Regions from separate parts of the Homo sapiens genome. Here all the other regions are linked to region 2. A link is an interaction called in ENCODE POLR2A ChIA-PET data of the cell type or tissue named here. Cell type or tissue: Caco-2. All regions are shown on one strand.

What was found. ChIA-PET counts read pairs that join two places held together with the same protein. Peaks named below come from ENCODE experiments on the same cell type or tissue, not always from the same donor. Only the 100,000 strongest peaks of a DNase experiment are listed, where the experiment ranks them.
Region 1: POLR2A ChIA-PET joins it to region 2 with 6 read pairs; 2 of 35 experiments call an interaction of 5 or more read pairs at or near these places.
Region 3: POLR2A ChIA-PET joins it to region 2 with 8 read pairs; 3 of 35 experiments call an interaction of 5 or more read pairs at or near these places.

The regions. Positions count from the first base shown.
Region 1 is chr3:33,610,046-33,618,045 of GRCh38, forward strand. It overlaps CLASP2 (cytoplasmic linker associated protein 2), which reads right to left. Exons shown (of 39, transcript NM_001365631.1): 13 at 1,956-2,026. Among named protein-coding and RNA genes, the nearest start is that of CLASP2, 100 kb to the right of the region's middle. In Caco-2, no CTCF peak of the experiment used is centred here; no DNase peak of the experiment used is centred here.
Region 2 is chr3:33,422,616-33,430,615 of GRCh38, forward strand. It overlaps UBP1 (upstream binding protein 1), which reads right to left. Exons shown (of 16, transcript NM_014517.5): 2 at 2,975-3,126. It also overlaps a transcript of FBXL2 not described here. Among named protein-coding and RNA genes, the nearest start is that of UBP1, 14 kb to the right of the region's middle. RefSeq lists an enhancer at 3,480-4,037. In Caco-2, no CTCF peak of the experiment used is centred here; a DNase peak (open chromatin) is centred at 4,501.
Region 3 is chr3:33,361,519-33,369,518 of GRCh38, forward strand. It overlaps FBXL2 (F-box and leucine rich repeat protein 2), which reads left to right. Exons shown (of 15, transcript NM_012157.5): 5 at 3,107-3,201. Among named protein-coding and RNA genes, the nearest start is that of UBP1, 75 kb to the right of the region's middle. In Caco-2, no CTCF peak of the experiment used is centred here; no DNase peak of the experiment used is centred here.

The DNA.
Region 1 (8,000 bases), 190 kb after region 2:
TTTGAACTTGTTAATTAAATAAAACCTTCAATCAATTATCAACACAGTTCAACACAGTTCTAGTTCAGACTCTGCTTCTCTCTTCCATGAATTATAACAACTCCTATCTAATTAAACAATGCTTTTCATTGTTTCTTCTCAATCACTTTCATAGCTGGAGTAAAAATTAGGCTTGGACATCACCTCCTCACCAAAAATCTACAACTGTCAAAGATTCCTACTATCTATGAAATAAAGTCAAAATTCCTTTTCATAACATTCAAAGCCCTCCACACTATGATCTCAACCTACTCCCCAGCCTTCAACCACCTTCTTTTCCCACTGAAACCTTTCATTTATCATATGTTCTGGCCTCAGGGGCCTATCTGATGGCTCTGCAGCATATGACATAGCTTTACATTTCTGCTTAGGTTGTACTCCACTCACTCTCCCTACAGTTAATGGATTGCTCCCCATTTTTAAGGCAATTCTATGGTACATTTTCTGATTTTGTCTTCTGTCACATTCTTATTTTTCCAATTACCATTTTCCTCAATGTAAGACGGGTTGGTTAAAACTGTTCTGTAAAGGGCTGGACAGTAAATATTTTAAGCTTTGTGGACCACATACAGTCTCTGTCTCATATTCTTCACCCCCATCCCCTACCTTTTAAATCACCCTTTAACAACGTAAAAAACCCCCTTAGCATGTGTAGGCTGTACAAAACCAGACTATTGGCCACATTTTACCTGCAAGCTGTTGTTTGCTGACCCCTGACATAAGACAGAGATGACTGAACAACTGTTGTCAAAAGTTTGAACCACTTCAAATAACAATGTCTTATTCAGCTTCTTCCTAACACAGTATTTAATTAAACATATTTACCTAATTTAAAAAGGCAGAGTTCTTTACAATCTTCTTAAACATCAAATGTACAAATCTTGTTTTTCCTGTCTTTATTATTGTTGGCGATAGTGGTGTGAAGTTGTCAGAATCAAAATGAAGTCATTTGTGTTACAACACACACACATACACATACACTTGACAAATGGAGCTGAGGAAGGCCATTAAGGGAGAGTTCTTATGAATAAATGACTGATAACAAGAGCTATCACAAAAGACTCCAAAAAAACACAACCTTGCACAAAGGCTATCGCAACCTTACAAAAACAAACAAACAAACAAAAATTCTGCAAGGACATCTACGCAGCAACTGCCTGTCCAACCTCAAGTTGGCATCACCCTTGTTACTGATCCTTGTAGTCCAGGATAACCACCTCAAAATGATTATGTAATCTTCCTCATTTTTCCTTTAAAAACCTTTGTTTTCCTTTACCTCCCTGAATACGCATAGTTTACTACTGTATGCAAAATACCACTGTAATCCTCATTCCTGCATAAATACTAATATCATTTTCTTTCAGAGAAACTCTCTTGTTATTCAGGTTTACAGGTGTGATGTTAAGAATTGTAGAAACCAGAGACAGAGGCAGACACTAACTGAAAGACCTGATAGGGCTATATACTCCGTTCCAAACACCAGGCTACATTCTACTAATGTGTATCTCATTTAATCCTTATGTTCTACGGGGTTGACATTATTAGCTCTACTAACCTATGCAGGGACTAAGGTTCAGAGCAGTTAAATAATTGCCTAAGGTAGAACAGTCAATGGCAGTTGTAGGACTCAAGCCCAGACCTGACTCTGTACTCCTTGTTCTCTGAAAACCAAGGCAACCAGCAGCCCAAATAAACCAAAGCTTAATATGATAAAACTAAGAAAAGTGGGTGGTCATAATAATCACTTCATCCCTTTTCCCTTACATGAGATATGATTAAAAAAACAAAACAAAACACTTTTTTATGGTTTTCTGGAAGGCAAGAAATGAATGACCAATTCTTGCAGCAGACAAATAATTAAACAATGCAGTATCAGAGCTATACTAACAACAACAACAACAAAAAATTAAACTTACCTCCTCACGGGAACTGATTTTGATGTGCAATTGCTTGTTATTAAAGGTATAAGTCTGGGTACATGAGTATGCTGAAAAAGATGTTTTAGAAAAGGTTGAAAATACTACACACTTCATGTGGTCCTTTCTTCTATTTGCCTTACATTCAAGTATTTAGTTATGTTACAAGAGGACAAAAAGACCAGATATTAGATTTGAAAGAAATTAAGACCAGTCTTGAAAAGTTTTCCTGAATTAATGTAATGTAATGATGATACAGTTTCAAAAGGACAGGTATGGATATAATATGATCTAACAAAGAAAAGTTAACTGTTTAACTGCAAAGAACTGTTAAGACAATATAGTTTTGGGGGAGAGGGAGCACTAAGAGGGACTGGGCATGTACTGGCCACATTTTCTGAAGTACCATGGCTACTGCTGGTAAAAAATCATAATTGCCATGTCATCAAAGCAGGTAGTCGAGTGAATCTATTTCCTTAACTATTGGGAATGCACTTTGAAATGGTGGTCTTAATAGAACTTTCACTTCATTCTGGCTGAATCGTATCTCTCTAGAATTCAAGTAGAAGTTCCATAAAGACATAATCTTCTGATTTCTATTAGTAATTCTTATGCCCTTCTTTAGTGAAGCAAACAGTAAAAAGTTCATAATAGACATTAACATAAGCATACATATTTAATTCCTTAAATCTCCTGTATTCCTTCTGAGCTAATGGTACAGGCTGGGTTATCTAGGAAGCAGGCTATGAGATGGAGTTTAGCATGCAGGATATGTATTAGGAAGTGCCCTTGAAAGACAAATATCACATGTTCTCACTCATGTGGGAGATAAACAAAAGTGGATCTCATGAAGATAGAGAATAGGTTAGTCATGATCAGAGGCTAGGAAGGATAGGGGGAGGAGGGAGTGAAAAGGGGTTGATTAATAGGTATAGAGTTAGAACAATAAGATCTAGTGTTCGATAGTTCAGTAGGTTGACTATGGTTAACAACAATCTATTGTACATTTCAAAATAGCTAAAAGAGAATAATTAGAATGTTCCTAGCATGAAGATAAATATTTAAGGTGATTAATTCCCTATTACCCTAATTTGACACTGACACATGTGAATGCATTAAAATATCACATGTACCCCCAAAATATGTACATTACATATTAATTTTTTGTAAATGCCCTTGGGGTTACCATCTGTGGATGTGAGATGAAGGAAGCAGGAGTGGAGCAGGCAGAGGAAGAAATTGAACTGTGATACAGCCCAAGGCTATCTTTGCCCAAAACCATTACGAAGCTCTAAACTGAAATAGTCCCTGAGAATACTCTTGAATTGGTCCAAGATGGCCAAACCTTTATACTTCCACATCAATCAGTTATTGGATATGGGCAATACTGGGAAGGGGCAACACCTTGGGAAAGGCAGCTCTCTAGCTGAAATAATCCTTTAAGACACTGGCAACAGAAGGCTGTCTACTAACAGTTCTCCTAGCATTGGGGAAACAAGTCTTTCATTGAAGGAAAGTGCATATGGCACATCAGTGTTTGCCACAGCTAACTCAACCAAAATAAATGAAAACCCTTTTTTCAGCCACTAAAGAGAAACGATCTATAGACTTGAAGCTGTTGAAGATGAGAATAATGCAAGAAAGTGTGCTGACATGCCTGTTAGTCAACTGTTTAATTCAGCATGAAAGGACTCTGTGGACCTGCTCCCTACAGCATTCACAAGAGCCCACTTCTCAAACATTACTACGGAGGTAAAACCCATGGAGATCCCCTAGCTACAACAACTATAAAGGAGGTCTTACCTACCACACTTCTCCATTTTTCTTCTAACTTCTGCAAAATCCTAATGCTGGGTTAATCACATCCATGACAGTGGCAAGGATGGAGAGATAAACTAACCTAACCATTGCTACATCATACTCAGGGGGAGCTGTACCAAAGGAAAGTAAAAATTTACATCAATTACAGATGAAGCATTCAATCAAACACTAAGTCAGAACAATTTACACTTTATTAATATAAGTTGACAACAGGGGAAAAAAAGCTTCCTAAAATTAAAAAGAGAATTAGAAATTAAGTACAGCAATCTAAGGAAGTAGACTCTTAGGAAATAAACAAAGCAAAGAAAAACAGGGGTAATATTTAAAAATTATTGCATTATTGGTGAGATGATAGGCTAGTATAATAACGTGAAAAATGAGCAATTTGAAAACAAAGTATAAAGAGTAAAGCCTGAGAATCACAAAATGGGTACTTTCAAATAAGTAGAATTTAAAGGAATTTTTCCTTACATACAGCTGTTAAGACAGAGACAAGAAGTTATTCAAAAAATGATAAATGACATCAAGGATTTCAGAATTTGTGTAACAAAAGTAACAGCAGGAAAAGATCTGAGCCAATAAGACAGAAGTACTAAATAAAGAAAAGATCCATGAAAATTAACATAAATTTAAGATAACCAATTTCTGTCAAAAATCCTTGTCCACTGTATAAGAATAGTATTAGTGAAAGACAATTGACTCCTAGACCTGCTGTGGGGAAAATCTTCACACAAAGGGACTGTCTTACAAAACTTCCTAAAGGTTGCTTGGTAGTGGTGGTGGTTGTTTTGCTATAAAATAATCAAATAGTCTCATTTTTAGAGGCAACAATAAAAAGTTAAGAAAACGGGCTGGGCATGGTGGCTCACGCCTGTAATCCCAACACTTTGGAAGGCCAAGGCAGGCGGATCGCCTCACTTTCCCAAAGTGCTGGGATTACAGGAGTGAGCCAGGAGGTCAGGAGTTCGAGAGCAGCCTGACCAACATAGTGAAACTTCGCCTCTACTAAAAATACAAAAATTAGCCAGGCGTGGTGGCAGGTGCCTGAAAGCCCAGCTACTTGGGAGGCTGAGGCAGAAGAATAGCTTGAACCTGGGAGGTAGAGGTTGCAGTGGGTGGAGATGGTGCCACTGGAGTGACAGAGCGAGACTCCATAACAACAACAACAAAATTTGTGAAAGAAAAGGAAAGTGAACCTGAAGTTCAACGGTCAAATTTTTAGTCCCCATATTCTGAATTGGCAAGGAAAAGCCAAACCAAATTATACAAAGATAAAAATATATATGAAAAGTGAGAAAACACTAAAGCCAAACAAGAATGACCCAGAATCAATTAAAAAAAGGGAAGTGACAGTATACCAATAAATGGGTCAGAAATAAAAGCAGTAAAAAACTACAGTTAATTACAGTTGCTGAAAATGAAAATATCTTTGTTAAATTTAATTCAATGGGTAAGGGAAAAAATGACATGAATGAAATAAAATGTATACTTTTTAAAAGGCAGAGAGGAGCATAACAAAGGTTTTATTCTTGACAATAAGGAACTTCTAAATTACAAAAAAAAAAAAAAAGGAAAGAAAAGCAGCACAACGAACAGGAAACAAAATATAAGAAAAAAATACTATTTCAAGATGATAATAGTAAAAAAACCTTGACCATACATAAAGTACATATATCAAGAACTGTTAGAAAAATGAAATTGACAAAATTAGAACCAGAATTTACCAGATAAAGCAGATTTAAAAAAAAAAAGAGACCATAAAGAACTTGAATAACGTAAATAAAACATAAGCTAGATTTAGTGATGAACAAAGTACTCAATTCTATGCCAAAGAATTCTACATTTGTAAATGATAACCAACTACCTATATAAAGTGATGACATACTAGAACACAAATAAAATTTCAAGACATTCACTAAAGAATAAATCATACAACCAAATTCCCTGATCAGAATGTCATGAAACTAAAAAATAATGACAATAAGAACAAAAGCACCATCTGAAAATGAAAATATTATTATGTAATTCAAAGAAGTTGAAATGGAAATTACAAATGATTGAAAACATAAATAAAACATGGTAAATTTAAATCACTGAGATGCTGCCAAAGCCAAACTCAGAAGAAAACCCAAAGCCTTATAATAATAAAGAAAAAGCAGTGCAAATTGTCTAAAGATATACCACAAAAATCTAGAAAAATAAAATGAGCTAAAAGTTGAAAAAAAAATAGAAACTAAAGAATTAGAAAAATTAAATAATCTCACTACAATCAATAAAACTATAAACTGAATTATAAAGAACCCAAAATAATGCCTCTGCCAAGTATATATAAAAGAATGTATAACATTCTAAAAAGAAAAAGTCAGCTGGGTGCAGGAGCTCACACTTGTAATCCCAGCTTCTTGGGAGGCTGAGGCGAGAGGATTGCCAACATTTCAAAATAAAAGATTCAAGATGCCCAGAGCCTAAAACAATGGAAATGTTATTATATAATCTTAAAGGTCATTAAACCCTAATAGCAGAACAATATATTAACAAAATATGTAAAACAGGAAAAAAAATTCACAAAATACTTATTCATTTAAATGAATGCCAAAATCTTACTAAACTTAGCCAACCGAATCTAGCAGTATCTTAATGTACAATGGCCAAGCAGAATTTAGTTCCTGAATGTATAATGAATAAATGAAAAAACAAAGATAATCATTTCTAAAGATATTAAAGGGCTATCTGATAAAATTCAACATCTATTCCTGATCAAACTTTAGCAAAATGTGAACAGCAGGAAATTTCCATAATCTAATATACTATATCCATAGAAACACATTAAAAATCATATTTAATTAACGTTAAATATGATCCCACCCAATTCAAGGATAAAACAAAGATTTCAATAATTCCCACTATACTTCCTTTTTTTTTTTTTTTTTTTTTTTGGGACAGTCTTGCTGTGTCGCCCAGGCTGGAGTGCAGTGGCGTAATCTCGGCTCACTGCAACCTCCCCCTCCCAAGTTCAAGCAATACTCCTGCCTCAGCCTCCAGAGTAGCTGGGATTACAGGCATGCACCATCACGCCCAGCTAATTTTTTTGTATTTTTAGTAGAGATGGGGTTTCACCATATTGGCCTGGCTGGTCTTGACTCCTGTGATCGACCTGCCTCAGCCTCCCAAAGTGCTAGATTACACACGTAAGCCACCATGCCCAGCCTCTATATTTTCTAACATTGTTACAAAGGTTCTGGATTAAGGTTGTCTACAATCTTAAAAAAAAAAAAAGCCTGAAACGGGAAAAAAGGACCATTTTCGTATTTTAAATTAGCATTTAATATAAAATACGAAAATTAGCATTTAATTTAAAATATGAAAATAGTGAAAAAGAACACTTCCTGGGAAAGTAATATTAGGAATAAACTTACTTTTTTTTAACAGGAAAGGACAAACTGATCAAGGAAACTGAAAACACATTTAAGAAACAGACTTACATATTTATGAAAATTTATTACATGAAAACAACACCATTTCAAAAAAAGGCTACATTGTAATTCACCACACGCTACTGGCTCAATTGGCTTTGTATTGGGGGAAATATGAAGTTAGAAATCTATATTTCACACAAAAATTAAATCCAGTTAGATCTAAACCTAAGAAAAAAATGACAGAAGTTCTAAATGATTGAATATTTTTGTGTAACTGTGAAATTGGGAAAGTTGTTTTAACTATAACAAAACCCACAAAATGAACAAGTCTCAATACATAAAAATTTAAAATTCTGATATATAACAAAAGAGCTTATACAATATTTGAAGCAATGTCAGACTGTAGAAAATACCACAACATATGCAACACAGAATTAATATCCTTGATATATAAAAAGATCTTAGAAGTGAGAAAAAATGCAGAGTATAAACTGACAATCCATAGAATTATAGAAGGAAAAAAATAGCTAACATCCCTAATAATGCAGGAAATGCAAAGTAGAATATGAAATAATGGTTATTAAATTATAAAATGCCAAAGATACTGATAAAAGACAATATTGGCAAAGGAATGGAGAAAAAGGACTCCAGGAAGAAGACTGCAGGAATAAGAATGGTGCGGATAATTATTATTATTATATATATATATATATATTTTTTTTTTTTTTGAGATGGAGTTTCACTCTTGTTGCCCAGGCTGGAGTGCAACGGTGCAATCTCGGCTCACAACAACCTCTGCCTCCCGGAT
Region 2 (8,000 bases):
TCAGGAGGCTAGGGTGGGTGGATCACTTTAGCCTGGGAGGTCAAGGCTGCAATAAGTCATGATTGTACCACTACACTCCAGTCTGGGTGACAGAGCAAGACCAAAAAGAGAGGGAGAAAGAAGGGAGAGGGGGAGGGAGAGGAGGAGGGGGGGAGAAAGGGGGAGAAGAGAAAGGGAGCAGAAAAAGAAAAGGAAGGGAAGGAAGAAAATATACATTTATAGAAAATTAAAAACTTGTTTAAGGATTCATGGAAAATTTTGGGTTTAAAACTTTTTGTCAAGATGATAAATGCTAAGATACAGTCTGTGCAAAGCACAACACACTATATTATATATGATACTCATATAGGTATTATTTTGAAAGTTATAATTTCTTTTAAAAGGGTACATAAAAGTACAGTTCCTTTAAAATTACTCAAAAAAAAGTTTGTTTTTTTTTTTTTTGAGACAGAGTCTCGCTCTGTCACCCAGGCTGGAGTGCAGTGGTGTGATCTTGGCTCACTGCAACCTCTGCCTCGGGTTCAAGTGATTCTCCTGCCTTGGCCTCCTGAGTAGCTGGGACTACAGGTGTGTGCCACCATGCCTGGCTAATTTTTGTATTTCTAGTAGAGACGGGGTTTCACCATGTTGGCCAGGATGCTCTTGATCTCCTGACCTCATGGATCCGCCCACCTTGGCCTCCCAAAGTGCTAGGATTACAGGCGTGAGCCATCGTGCCCGGCCCATATTTTTTAAAATTACTAAAATGTATGTTGTTTTAAACATGTCTACATATACAGTTCAGCTTTCTACCTTTTTTCTGAAAAGACTAGAAAAAATCAAGAAATAAATGAACACAATTCCAGAACCAAGAAAATACTCAACATTAATACTGCAGTAAGCAGAATAAAGGACAAGAAAATCACCTGCCCTTACATTGATTATATTCAAGTGAGGTATCACCTGAGAAAGAGGCACAAGGGAGCCTGCTGGAGTACTGGAAAAGATGGAAATAGGTAGTAGTTTCAAGGGAATATATATGTAAAAATTCATTAAGATTTGTGCACATTACTGTAATACTTCAAAAAAATTTTGTTAAAACCTAAGCTTTCCAAATGGACACTGAGCAAGGTAATTAACTGCTCTAAGTTTAATCTATAAATGAATAAATCTCTCCTAGAGTTACTGTGAGAACTGAATAAGGTTAACACATGTATTTAGTACAATGCTAGATGCACAGTATCAATTAATGTCAGTCTACTATATCACTACTACAGATGGTGGATTATGACTTTTATCGATATGAAATATCTTTATCTGGTTTAAGAACAACCATGATAAATTATGGGCATTCCCCCAGGCCAATAAATGCACATCCTACATGTTGCTTTAAACAGGGTGTATATGTGTACTAATTCATTCCATGGTATGTATGTAACAGAACTTAATCGACTATTCCACAAGTAAGGAAAATTCAGGTTATTTCCTTTTTTATCTTTAGAAATAAAGTTACAGTGAATATCCTTGCCCCTACATTGTTTCTTCTGTTATTTTTATGTCTACAACAGATTACCAAATAAGTTATTAAGGTTCTTTCAAATATAAAACTTAACTCTCAAATAAGTGATTGCCTATCCAAACACTAAATATAAAAACAAACAGGGAATTGTCACAAGTGCCAGAGACAGGACTACCTGAAGGTAAAACCTTATAGATTCTAAACTTATATATCAAATGAAAAGGTAGAAATAAGTTATTCTTCCACATTTCAGATTAATCACATGTAAAAGTCTAAAATCTATTGCTCTTTCCAAAACTTCGAGTAAAAATTCTATTTAATGACAGAAAAATAAACACTATATACTCAAGTGAACAGATGTATAATTCTAATTTTTTGAAAGAAAATGTATATACATTCAAGAAACAGACCAAAAATATTAGTCAATTTTTGGCATTATCCCTTCACATATTTCCCAGTTTTTCTACAATGAGCATATAACAGTAAAAATGTTCAAAAAATTGTTTAAAATCAGAATTCAACCTGCTTTCAGTATATGTATCCAACAAATTAATTCCTGCATTCAAAATACTTTTGTTTACAGGGGTAAGTCACATCAGCCTGTGCCCAAACTGCAAAGGGCAAACTCTCCTCTTTCCAAAGATAAACTCGGCCGGGTGCAATGGCTCACGCCTGTAATCCCAGCACTTTGGGATGCCGAGGCAGGCGGATCACTTAAGGTCAGGAGTCTGAGACTAGCCTGGCCAACATGGTGAAACCCTGTCTACTAAAATTACACAAAATTAGCTGGGTGTGATGGTGTGTGCCTGTAATCCCAGCTACTTGGGAGGCTGAGGCACGAGAATTGCTTTAACCTGGGGGGCGGAGGTTGCAGTGTGCCGAGATTGCGCCACTGCACTCCAGCCTGGGCGATAGAGCAAAACTCAGTCTCAAAAAAAAAAAGGTAAACTACCCCCACATCTCTATTTTCCCTCCTTCCCCACCAACCCTTTCATATCACTGAAATGTAACACTCTGACATAAACTACAAACAAGATATAGGGGATAAAATTTGATGTTTATTTAGCCACAGACTCCATCCTGGTGCAGCTTAAGTCTATTTTCAGCACAGAACTGCTTCATGTTCAAAATCCAGGTTCCTTGCTAGCTGGACTTCTGATTCATTCTCAAGTTCCATATTGAAATCACTGTCCCTAAAAATAACTGACTTCCTTTCCTACTTGCTAGTCCTTTGGATTATGTCTTAAAAATCCTGTAATAAATCTTCCTCCTCAGACCCTCTTTAATGCAAATCAGTTTACACAAACTGTACTTCAGCTGCTCACAGTAAAATTCCTACAATTTTCATTAAGTTGTAAAATTTAAGAAAAAGAACCTAATTTTTAATTATTACCAATAATCTAGGCTACAATGCCAAAATATTATTTTGTATTTCTGTAAATTCTTACATGTCAAATGTGACATAACCACACTAACCTTGGTTCAAATAAGTAAGCGTTTCATCATGCAGTTTTACTGCTGGTGACGTTGCAGCACACATCACATACTGAAAGGGTGGGTGCTCTGTTTCACCATCCAATGGAAGGCTGGAATCTTCCTGCTTGAAAATGGGCAATGCCAAGACATCACTGAAAAGCAAAAAATCAACACTGACCTTACTTTGGGTTTGAAATATTTGTCTACAGCCATATCATCCTGAATGCACCCAATCTTGTCTGAAATATTTAAAAGCATATAAACATTTAGGGATAGTTTTTTTTTTAAGATCAGAAATTATATGTAGAATAAAAGAACTATGAATGCTATGTGGTTCATCTAAAGGATGGCATTAACAACCCCTATCTCGGGGTGGGAAGTGGGGGAGGGCGGCAGGGCAGCTCTGAATATATATATATATATATATATATATATATATATATATATATAGCACTTTAAAAACTTCTTTTAAAACTTTAAGGTCCAGATTCTTTCTATAAAAAAAAAGCAAGTCAAGAGTACCTAGCTACTTGATTTGAAAGGCAAGAAATAATACTGCTGCCAAAGGTAGGTCACACTTGACACCATAGAATTACAAAGAAGCATCTGATTAAAATGGGGTTTTACAAAAAGTTCCCTGCTGTGCCTTGGCAAGTGTTAAGAACATGAAGCTTCATGCCTAATCTAAAACAATGGCTCCTACTGAGAGGTAAACAGGAGCAGCAGCAGTCGCAGCAGCTGCTATTCTCCCCCTAAGAATAACCTGGGGCACTGATTGGGAGAATGATGAGGGGTCTTCTGGGACACTGTTTTTATTGGATGTTGTTTGGTTTTAACAGCTTTATTGAAATATAATTTACATATCATAAAGTCACCCTTTTAAAGTCTGAAATTCAGTGGTTTTAAGTATATTCACATCATCAGTATCTAATTCTTGAATTCCAAAATATTTTCTCCCCTCAAAAAGAAATCCCATACCCATTAGTAGTCACTCACCATACTATCCCAGACCCACTCAGCCCCTGGCACCCACTGATTTGTTTTCTATCTCTACGGATTTGCTATTTGGGACATTTAAATGGAATCATATGACTATGTGGTCTTTTGTGACTGGCTTCTTTCACTTAGCATGTTTCATGGACCATCCGTGTTCTAACATGTACCAATGCTTCATTCTTTTTAATGGCTCCATTCCATTGTATAGGCATACCGTATTCTGTATCCATTCAGATGATGGCCATCTGGGTGGTTTCCATTTTTTAGCAATTATGAATCATGCTGCTATGAACACTTTTCTATGTTTTTGTGTAGATAAATTCTGCTAAGTATACACCTGGAACTGGAATTACTGGATCACATGGTAACTCTGTTTAACTTTATTTTACTTATTTTATTGGAGACAAAGTCTCACTTTGTCACCCAGGCTGGAGTGCAGTGGTGGTATCTTGGCTCACCACAACCTCTGACTCCTGGGCTCAAGTCATTCTCATGCTTCCGCCTCCCAAGTAGCTGGGATTAGAGGCATGTGCCACCACACCCAGGTAATTGTATTTTTAGTAGAGACAGGGTTTCGCCATGTAGGCCAGACTAGTCTCAAACTCCTGGCCTCAAGTGATCCGCCCGCCTCAGCCTCCCAAAGTGCTGGGATTATAGGCGTGAGCCATCACGCCCCGCCTCTGTTTAACTTTCTGAGCAACTGCCAAGCTGTTTTTCAAAGTGGTTGCAATAATTTTACATTTCCCCTATTAATGTATGGAAGGTGATTATTTGTTTTTGAGATAATTATCTGAGCTGTACGTTTGTATCTTAACTTTTCTATACTCATTCTTCAATAAAAAGTAAAATGATAATAACAGCAACAACAAAACATCAAATGAATAACTACTGTATCAACACCAATAATAGGGACTTGTCTGAACTGCTTATTTTCTCTTTTTTTCCTACAAGCTGTTCACTAAGATACTTGGGTAGCCAGGTCAATTCAATTCAATTCAAAAACAGAATGTGAAAACAAGTGAAATGGGACGGAAACCCTGGGAGAGAACGTTATCCCACCAGTAGTCCCTACTCCCCCCATGCATTTCTATTAAAGCACTGTGCTGATTTTCAAAGATACTAACTATCCACTAATTCTCCCTCTCTTATTTATACCCAGGAATTGTCAAAACACTCCTACGTACACAAGTAATAACCAAGGATCACACGGTTAGCAATGGTCCCAACACTCCCACAGAGTTCTCTCAACACCTTGACCTAGGGATTTTGCCCCACCTAAGCTCCTGCCTTGGGGGCAGATATAAAAACTTTTCAGAAGACTTCAGGCCAGGAGCAGTGACTCACACCTATAATTCCAGCACTTTGGAAGGCTGAGGTGGGTGATCACCTGAGGTCAGGAGTTCGAGACATGGCGGGGGAAACCCCGTCTCTACTAAAAATACAAAAATTAGCTGGGCGTAGTGGGGCACGCCTGTAGTCCCAGCTACTTGGAAGGCTGAGGCAAGAGAATTGCCTGAACCTGGGAGTCGGAGGTTGCAGTGAGCTGAGATCGTGACACTGCACTCCAGCCTCAGTGACAGAGCGAGATTCCATCTCAAAAAAAAAAAAAAAAAAAAAAGAATCAGATCACCTCTTTATAAAAATCAGTCATAACAGTCAAATTGGCTCCAGGGAAGATAAAAATATATACTGCATTTTGTGTATATGTAAGCATTTAAAACCCTCTCAGAGAGAAAGAAAACAAGAATGAGAGTTGTGACTCAGAACCATTAATTATACCGAAAAATAACACAGGGAATAATTTTAACATTTCAATGCTAACTGCTTGGGTTGATCATTAGATACAGATCATCAAAATAAGATGTATAACTGCATGAGAATGGCTTTTTTTAATAAATTGTCACATATGGAAGACAATTTTATATGCTTCAGATCCTAGAAGACAACCACTTTTTTATTCACTTGGTTATAGTCTCCATGATCCACACAGAAAATACTATGCTCATGGTAAGTGCTAAACGACTCCTGAACAAACATATAAACATGTAAAGATTATTTGCTATTGAATTTCCAATTAATTTTTTACTTAATTAGAAAGAAAATGCCTTCCAGTCAACACAGCAACCAGTGATCCTTTTCAAACAGAAGTTAAACCATTTCAATTCTCTGAATCCTTACATCAGCTCACTTTCAACCAAAGTCCTTACGAAATCCTACGTCTCAAAAAAAAAAAAAAAAAAGCCCTACGCAACCTGCTCTTCAACCCCTCTTCTCGTCACCCTCATTCCCCCTGCTCCAACTACCCCGGCCTCCTGATTCTACTCTTCTACTGGATATCCTAATGGCTCATTTCATTCAAATGTCATCTTTTCAGTGACAACATGACACTGGAGTCCTCCCACCCACACTCCCAATTTCCCTACCCTAGCTCTATACACAGCTCTTACCACTTTCCAAAAATATACATGACTTACTAACTTTGTATCTGCTATAAGCACGTAACTCCAAATACGTGTTTCTTCAATGACTGATGCCAGCATCTAGCACAAAGGAGCTCAAATACTTGCTAAATCAATGAACTGATTGCTGCATTAATAATCAACCAATTAGTATTAAGATTGAAAACTAGGTCTCCAGACAAGATTATAATTTCTACTATGTTGAAAGTCCTAAAACCTTGATGGTTTTTGTAATCCCATAAATGGAAACAGACTTTTGAGTACTAAAGACAGAATGTTAAACGGAACTAAAAGTAGGGTGTTTCTTTATTTTTTTTTTTTTAAGACAGGGTCTGGCTCTGTCTCCCAGGCTGGAGTGCAGTGGCATGATCATGGCTCACTACAGCCTCAACCTCCCACCTCAACCTCCCAAGTAGCTAGTATTACAGGCTTGTACCACCATGCCTGGCTAATGTTTGTATTTTTAGTAGAGTGGGGTTTCCCCATGTTGGCCAGGCTGATTTTGAACTCCTGGCCTCAAGTGATCCACCCACCTCGGCCTCCTAAAGTGCTGGGATTACAGGCATGAGCCACTGCACCAGGCCCAAATGATGCATTTTAGAAGGCAAAACTGAAAGATCTACATGTTGGTAAATTTTAATGTAGCTTAGCACCAAAAATCAGGATGCTAAAAAAGACTTGGAAATCACAACAAGCTTGATCAAATGAAGTATAAAAATCTACTAGGACATCTAAAAATCCAGCAATGTAAGCTGCCTTCAGGGAGGACAAATGAATGACTGCAAGACCCTAGTGTGAGGCAGAGACTGCACTGTACACCCTCTCATAGCCTTTGAAAATAATTATGTGAATGTACTGATTTTCAAAAACAGTGAAAATTTGAATTTTTCTTAAGGACAAGATAGATAAAACATATATGGAAGCTAAATGAGAATTCTAAAGAGACATGAAAGAAACAAAATAGAAAAAACAACATAGAGAACTGTTTAGTAATGGCAGGCTAAGTAATTTAAATGAACCTATACCCCATCCACCCTCACTGAGGATAGGGGGGAAAAAAGTTGTCAGAGAACACATATATTCTTGAAAGTATTAAAGAACTAACAAGATAAAGAAACAGGCTGAAATCTGAAAAAGTGCAGTAAGTCCAAGCAAGCCTAGAACTGAAAGTGGCTTTTACCTACCCAAACTGAGGAAAGAACTGCAAAGCTGTACTGTAGTTTTAGTGGCCTTGTGGGTGTAGGATACAGCCATCCACATTAAACTGGAATGAGAACAACTAGATGCTCAGGGTAAGGGTGAAGGGAAAGTACTGGTTAGCTTCTCCAGCCTGGTCCGGGGAACCACTGACAGGTAGGGCTCCCAGGGGTCTGACAAGCAAGTGAAAAGACTTAGGCATCAAATTATTCCAAGTAATTCTGAAATGCCAGTACACCAAAATAACCAGGCATAAAAGGACAAACAAGACTCTAGAAGCAAAAACCAACAGCAAAAACAACAGATGACATATATCCAGTTCCAGATTTTGTCTGCTGGTATTCAGATCTTTTCTGCCTCTACTGCAGAAGGTT
Region 3 (8,000 bases), 61 kb before region 2:
AATTATTTTGATATTAAAAAGTACTACTATTTCAAGTAAATATCACTACCTTGTGCATTATTTGATTACAAGATTTTAGCTGACTGCTGACTTTCAGCTAACTGCCATATAAACACATCCCAGAAATACTTAAAAGTATATCCACCAAAGGGGAAGCCAGTTTATGGTTTACCAGTTATATAAAGAATTGTATGTGAAAACCTAAAATAGCTGGCACCAGAGTTTCAATCTAGTCATAACACTTAGCTTCCCTTTTGGGCTAGCCCCCTTGGTCCACCCTAGATTATGAACCAGTCTTGGGGTCTGCCATAGTCCTTAAACAAGACCCTTTGGAGGATGCTTGCCCTAGGAAGCATTTTATGGATAGTCTTAAAAATATGCACTTTGGGAAGGAAATGGTAACTTTTGGATATGGTTGAGAGAAAAGAGAAGTTGCCAAGGATCAGGATCAACACACTAATAATATTTGTTGTGTGCCTGACACTGTTGTAAGTACCATATTAAAGAAACTGAGGCAAAGAAAAGGTTGAGTAACTTACCCAAGGTCACTCACCTACTAAGAGGAGACTGTAGGTATCTTGAACGGTGGGTTGCATGACTGGCACATGAAGAAAAGGCAGAGTAAAGCATCTAGGTGACAAGTGCACACGGTACCTTCCTTCCTCATCACTCTTTCCTGAATACGTGTAGTTTACCTGAAGTTTGGGTTGGCATTTTCTGTGCCTTTAAAACTTGGACATTTTGTTGTCAGTGTCTTCATGGTTATTGAAGATTGTGCTAGGCCAAAAATGAGAAATAACTAAGTAGTGTGTGAATCTAAAAGTGATAACTCCAGGGGTCTTTAGCCCATTTTAGGGCTTATTTTTCTCTAAAGCCCTTCATTCTAAAAGCATGCCTATAACATATTGTCTAGTAGATAAGACACAGAGTCACTGGCTTGAATATTGCACTGAAATGGATTTGCATTTTCCCCCTCTTAGTTGGAAACAGTGGAACAGAAAATTGTGTATGTAGTTTTGTATTCCAGTACAAGAACTTTGCCCCAAAAGGGGAGGACTAGAAAGTTTATATAAATGTTACTAACTTGATATTCCCCATCCTGTGTCCATGTGTTCTCATTGTTCAATTCCCTGTATACATATGTAACAAACCTGCACATTGTGCACATGTACCCTAAAACTTAAAGTATAATAATAATAAAATTTAAAAAAATGTTACTAACTTGAAATGGAGAAGAGTATATTAGGTGCTCTATTTGTAGACATTGGTGTAGAGCTGCTTTTTTTTTTCCTGTTTATTAGGTACTTAAATATATATCTTTGATTTCTAAGTCATAATCTTTTTCCCCCTGGTGACAAAGATTTATTTTACAGTTGTCTGGAATTTTGCTTCAAAAAATATTAATAATCATTAATGCAAGTAGTCTCAAGAAAGTATAAATAAATGCTAGCAGTATCAAAGATTGGATTTTCAACATAATTAAGATGTTAGCTAGGTAACAATATGTATCCTGTGGGGTTTTTTGTTTGTTTGTTTTTATGAGACAGAGTCTTGCTCTGTCACCCAGGCTGGACTGCAGTGGCATGATCTTGGCTCACTACAACCTCTGCCTCCCAGGCTCAAGCGGTTCTCCTACCTCAGCCTCCCAAGTAGCTAGGACTACAGGCATGCCCCACCATGCTCTGCTGATTTTTGTATCTTTAGTACAGAAAGGGTTTCACCATGTTGGCCAGGCTGGTCTCAAACTCCTGACCTCCAGTGAATCACCTTCCTCAGCTTCCCAAAGTGCAGGGATTACAGGCGTGAGCCACTGCACCTGGCCCCTGTGGTTTTGATGTATCCTGGTGAATTCATCATGCTTACAGTTCAGTGCCAAGATTGCTGTTTTATAAAATGAGGATAACATTATTCAAAACCAATCAAATTGTCCCTTTGAACTTTTCCTCCCTTGTGGAGGTAGAGGTTGTAGTTAGTATTTATAACTACCTTCTTCCACAATGCATTTCTGTATTCCTTTGCCTTCAGCAAGCACCTCAGCTGGTGATGGTTCTTTACCTGGTGGAATGACTCAGACCTTTATTCCTGAAGGTCTGGTCATTAATAGTCGTGCTTGGATTGGGTTGTTGTAGTTTGCTACTGACATAAATCACAGGGCATGGTAGTACTACAGGATGCCCTAAGGGATCTTCTGTATTCCACACATACTCTTTCTTACCTCCATTTTGGGAGTGTTCATGAAGTTTTTTGACTATTAAATGAGCCATAATAGGTACAAGAAATTGTTCCTCAAAAAGTGGAAGTAAACCAGGTGCCATGGCATGTTCCTGTAGTCCTAGCTACTCCATAGGCTGAGGCAGGAGGATCACTTGAGCCCAGGAATTTGAGGCTGCAGTGAGCTATGACCACATCACTATACTCCAATCTGGGCACCAAAGCGAGACCCCCCAACACCAACCCTGTCTCTAAAGAAAAAAAGTGATTTGAAATAGAAAACATTTTTTAAAAAGTGGAGGTGCTTAATCATTGTTCATTGTTCATTTTCTTTTTGCTTCCTCTAATATCTCTGCCAGTACTCAACAAAAGTTCCTTTTTCAAAGCAAATGTGTTTAAGCAGAGGACAGCTAAGGAGGATGAGGGGGAGCTTTTGCAATATATTGTTATACTTTTGAAGTGGTAATGCTTAGCTCAAGTAGGATTTTCTTTTTAAAGCAGCATTGTCTTAGATCTCTGCTCAGTGGCTGGTATTCCCACAGCTAACCTCAAAAAGCCTTTTGGTTGGTGGAATAGCTGTGACCTGGGTAGGGAGGGCCTAACCCCAGGGCTAAGGCTTTCAAAAGGCAGTGTACAGGTTTTGGTTTTTGCATTTGTGTTTGTTTTTGTTTGTTGGTTGGTTTTAGAATACTTAATGCTTTAATTGGACCATTTTTCAGTGCTTGCAGCCCCTGTATGCATTAAGGATAGAACTGAGGTGTTACAGGAATGTTCCAAAATATTTTCTGTTACACTTGGAAAAATATATTCAGTTCCTAGATTTCAGGTTATTTTGCTGTTAGATAAGCAGCATGAAAAAACAGTATTTTTTCCTCCCGAACTTTCTTGATTAAAGGGTCGAGTGGTGGAAAATATCTCGAAGCGATGCGGTGGATTCCTGAGGAAGCTCAGCTTGCGAGGCTGCATTGGTGTTGGGGATTCCTCCTTGAAGTAAGTCAAATCCAGTGACTCACTGTCATGGCAGCTTGTAGCATTTTCATCAGCAAAAATAAACCAAGCCTATTACATGCTCTTCTTCTGTTAAAATTCTTTCTGTGGTAATTTGCATAGAGTAATGAGAGGACCAGGACTTTGGAATAGCAAACCTGGGTTGGAAACCGAGCTGTACTGTTGTTAGGGATGTGACCTTGGGACAAATTATTTCCCCCGGCCGAGTGTCAGTTCTCTCTTCTGCAAAGTCAGGGCAGCTATAGCTCCCACAGGACTGTCATAGGCATAACAAGAAATAACATGTATGAAGTGCCTACCTCTTTTCTATTCCCTTCTTCACTTCGGCATCTTCCTAGTTTTCCTCTCATAATATTAGCTACCTTTATATATAAATTTTACTAATTGATAAAATAACTATTTCAAAAATTTCCTTGGCATAAGCTAGAATTTTGCTTACTCATAATGAGATGTGATTTTTACATTAATTTTATTACAGTTAGCAATATATCCTATACAACCAAATATTTGCCCATCTCTTACTGGATAGCCATTATTTATTGGGGTTTTTTTTTTTTTTTGAGACCGAGTCTCACTCTGTCACTCAGGCTGGAGTGCAACGGCACAATCTCAACTCACTGCAACCTCTGCCTCCCAGGTTCAAGTGATTCTCCTGCCTCAGCCTCCTGAGTAGCTGGGATTACAGGCGTGCACCACCATGCCCAGCTAATTTTTGTATTTTTAGTAGAGATGGGATTTCACCATGTTGGCCACGCTGGTCTTGAACTCCTGAGCTCACCCATCTTGAACTCCCAAAGTGCTGGGATTACAGGTGTGAGCCACTGCACCCAGGCTATTGGGAATGTTATCAATGCTAAGGATGTGTACTGGCCAGGCACAGTGGCTCATGCCTGTAATCCCAGCTCTTTGGGAGGCTGAGGTGGAACGATCCCTTGAAGCCAGGAGTTTGAGACCAGTGTGGGCAGCAAAATGAGACTCTTCGACCAAACAAACAAACAAACAAACAAACAAACAAACCAACAACAATTTGTGCTTTGAGGATTTCTGGAGACAGAGATGATTAAAACCTTCATGTCTTTATCCTCATGGCCTCTAGTATTGCTTATGAGTTTGGCTAAAATTAGGATATACCCCCCATAACCTTGGAATACACTTTGTGTTCTTGCAGACCTAAATATTACCACAATGTACAGCAATCACAGACTTCCAGTAAGAATGTGCAACATACAGTGAATGCAGACAGTAGAATTTATAATTCAAACATCTGCTATACCATTGCTGAAAAAAAATTGATTCACAACATCTTTTAAGTATAAAAACACTCACTTTAAATGTTATGGAACAAAATGATTTTCCTTAAATGAAGAAAATTCTTTAAATCATGAATTAGATTGGCTCTTTTAAACATGTTTAAACAACCCTCCATCACTCATATAAAGCACACTTGAATTGCCATGTATTATTTATTTTATATATTATTGGATCCTATTTGCTACAATTTTGTTAAAAAATTTTGCATTTGTGGTCATGAGGAATATTGTCTTATGATTTTATTTTCTTATAATGCTTTTGTCTGGTGTAGGTATCAAGGTAATACTGGCTTCATGGAGTGAATTGGGAAGTATTTCCTCCTATTCACATTTCTGGGGGTGTGTTCAGTGGCTGACATCTATAACCCCAGTGCTTTGGGAGGCCAAGGTGGGAGAATCACTTGAGCCCAGGATTTTGAGACCAGCCTGAGCAACACAGCAAGACCCCATCTCTAAAAAAAAATTAAGTAGCTGGGTGTGGTGGTGCATACCTGTAGTCCTAGCTATTTGGGAGGCTAAAGTGGGAAGATCACTTGAGCCCAGGAGTTCAAGGCTGCAGTGAGCTATGATCACACCACCATACTCAAAGCTGGGTGACAGAGTGAGACTCTATCTCTGAAAAATAAAAACAATTTGGCTGGGTGCGGTGGCTCATGCCTGTAATCCCAGCACTTTGGGAGACTGAGGCGGGTGGATCACTAGGTCAGGAGATTGAAACCATCCTGGCTAACACAGTGAAACCCTGTCTCTACTAAAAATACAAAAAATTAGCTGGGCGTGGTGGCAGGTGCCTGTAGTCCCAGCTACTCGGGAGGCTGAAGCAGGAGAATGGCCTGAACTCGGGAGGTGGAGCTTGGCAGTGAGCAAGCAACAGAACGAGACTCCATCTCAAAAATAAATAAATTAAATAAAAAAACAATTTTAAAAAATTCTGGGAGTGTTTATGTACAATTTGTATTTTTTAAAAATGTTTTGTAGAATTCACTATTGAAGCCGTCTGCTCCTACATGTTTTTTTGGGGGAAGGTTTTTAATTACAAAGTCAGTTTCTTTTTTTTTTTCTTTTTAGATGGAGTTTCACTCTTGTTGCCCAGGCTGGAGTGCAATGGCACAGTCTTGGCTCACTGCAACCTCAAAGGATTCTCCTGCCTCAGCCTCCCAAGTAGCTGAGATTACAGTCACCCACCACCATGCCTGGCTAATTTTATATTTTCAGTAGAGACGGGGGTTTCACCATGTTGGCCAGGCTAGTCTTGAAGTCCTGACCTCAGGTGATCTGCCTGCCTCGGCCTCCCAAAGTGCTGGGATTATAAGCGTGAGCCACCGCACCCGGCCTCAATTTCTTTAATATGTATAGAACTCTTCAGATTATTTCTTCATAAATGAGTTTTGGTAGTCTGCGTCTTTCAAGGAATTTGTCAATTTCACCTAAGTTCCTGGACTTATTAGCATTAAGTTGTTTATAATATCCTCTTATTTTAATATCTGTAAAATCTGCAGTGATATCCCCTCTCATTTCTGAAATTGGTAATTGTTGTCTTTTTTTTTTTGGTCCTCGTCAGTCTGGCTATTAAGAGGTCTATCAATTTTATTGATATTCTCAAAGAACCAGCTTTTGTTTTCACCCATTTTTCATTGTTTTTCTGTTTTCTACTTCATTTATTTCCACTCTGATCTTTATTATTTCCTTCCTTTTGGTTACTTTGGGCTTCATTTGTTTTTGTTTTTGTTTTTTCTCTAGTTTCTTAAGATGGAAGCTGAAGTCATTGGTTTGAGACCTTTTTTTCTAGTATGGGAGTTTAATGACATAAACTAAGTCAATACTTTGGGGAAAATTTATGCCACAAATTCTTATATGCTATGTTTTCATTTTCATGCAAAATGCATTCTAATTCCCCTTTTGATTTCTTCCATGACCCATGGGTTGTTTAGAACAATATTATTTAGTTTCCAAATATTTGGACATTTTCCAGAAGAGCACGTTAATGATTCCTAATTCAATTCAGTTGTGATCACAGAACATAGTTATACCCTGAATCCTTTTAATTTTATTGAGACTTGTTTTGTGGCCAGTAATATGGCCAGTCTTGGCAAGTGTCCCATGTGCACTTGAAGAGAATGTATATTCTGCTGTTAGATGAAGTGTGCCATAAATGCCAGTAGGTCAGGTTGGTTGATAGTGTTGAGCAGATCTTCTATATTCTTACTAATTTTCTGACTACTAATTTATCAACTAATAAAAGGAGTATTGAAATATCTGCCTATAATTTTGCATTTGTCTATTTCTCCTCACAGTCCTATCAGCTCTTGCTTCAAGTATTTTGAAGCTCTGTTACTATGTATATAAACATTTAGAATTGCTATGTCTTTTTCATTGATTGTCCTTCTTTTATTCCTGATAGTTTTCTTTACTATAAAATCTTCTTTGTCTGATATAGTCATTCCAGCTTTCTTTTGACTAGTGTTGGCATTATATATGTTTTTCCATCATTTTATTTTAATCTATTTGTATCTATATTTAAAGTTGATTTTTTATAGTTGGGTGTTGCTTTTTTTTCCTTTTTTTTAGATGGAGTCTTGCTCTGTCGCCCAGGCTGGAGTGCAGTGGAGTGCAGCTCACTGCAGCCTCTGCCTCCTGAGTTCAAGCCATTCTCCTCAGCCTTCCGAGTAGCTGGGACCACAGGCGTGTGCCACCACGCCCAGCTAATTTTTTATATTTTTAGTAGAGATGGGGTTTCACCATGTTAGCTAGGATGGTCTTGATCTCCTGACCTTGTGATCCGCCTTCCTTGGCCTCCCAAAGTGCTGGGATTACAGGCGTGAGCCACCGTGCCCAGCTGGGTGTTGCTTTTTATCCAATATGACAATCTTTGCTTTTTAATTTGTGTTAGACCATTTGCATTTAATGTGATTATTATGGTTAGGTTTAAATCTACCCTCTTGCTGTTTGTTTTCTATTTGTCCCATACATCCTTTTTTCTCTTTTCCTCTTTTTCTTTCTTCTTTTAGATTTTTTTTTTTTTGAGACAGGGTCTTGCTCTGTTGCCCAGGCTGCAGTGCAGTGGCACAATCTCGACTCACTGCAGCCTCTGCCTCCTGGGTTCAAGCGATTCTCGTGCCTCAGACTCCCAAGTAGCTGGGACTACAGGCATGGGCCACCTTGCCTGGATAAGTTGTATATTTTTAGTAGAGACAGGTTTTCACCATGTTGCCCAGGCTGGTCTTGAACTCCAGACCTCAAATGATCTGCCCACCTCAGCCTCCCGAAGTGCTGGGATTACAGGCATGAGCCACCATGCCTGGCCGAGATTAAGTGTTTTTTATGATTTCATTTTATATTCTTTTTTAGCTTCATTTCTATAGCTCTTCATATGTTTAGTTGTTGCTTTAGAGTTTATTGACTGCATCTTTGATTTAGTACAGTCTACCTTCATATTGTATTACATAACACTTCCACTTCTCCTCACTCGGT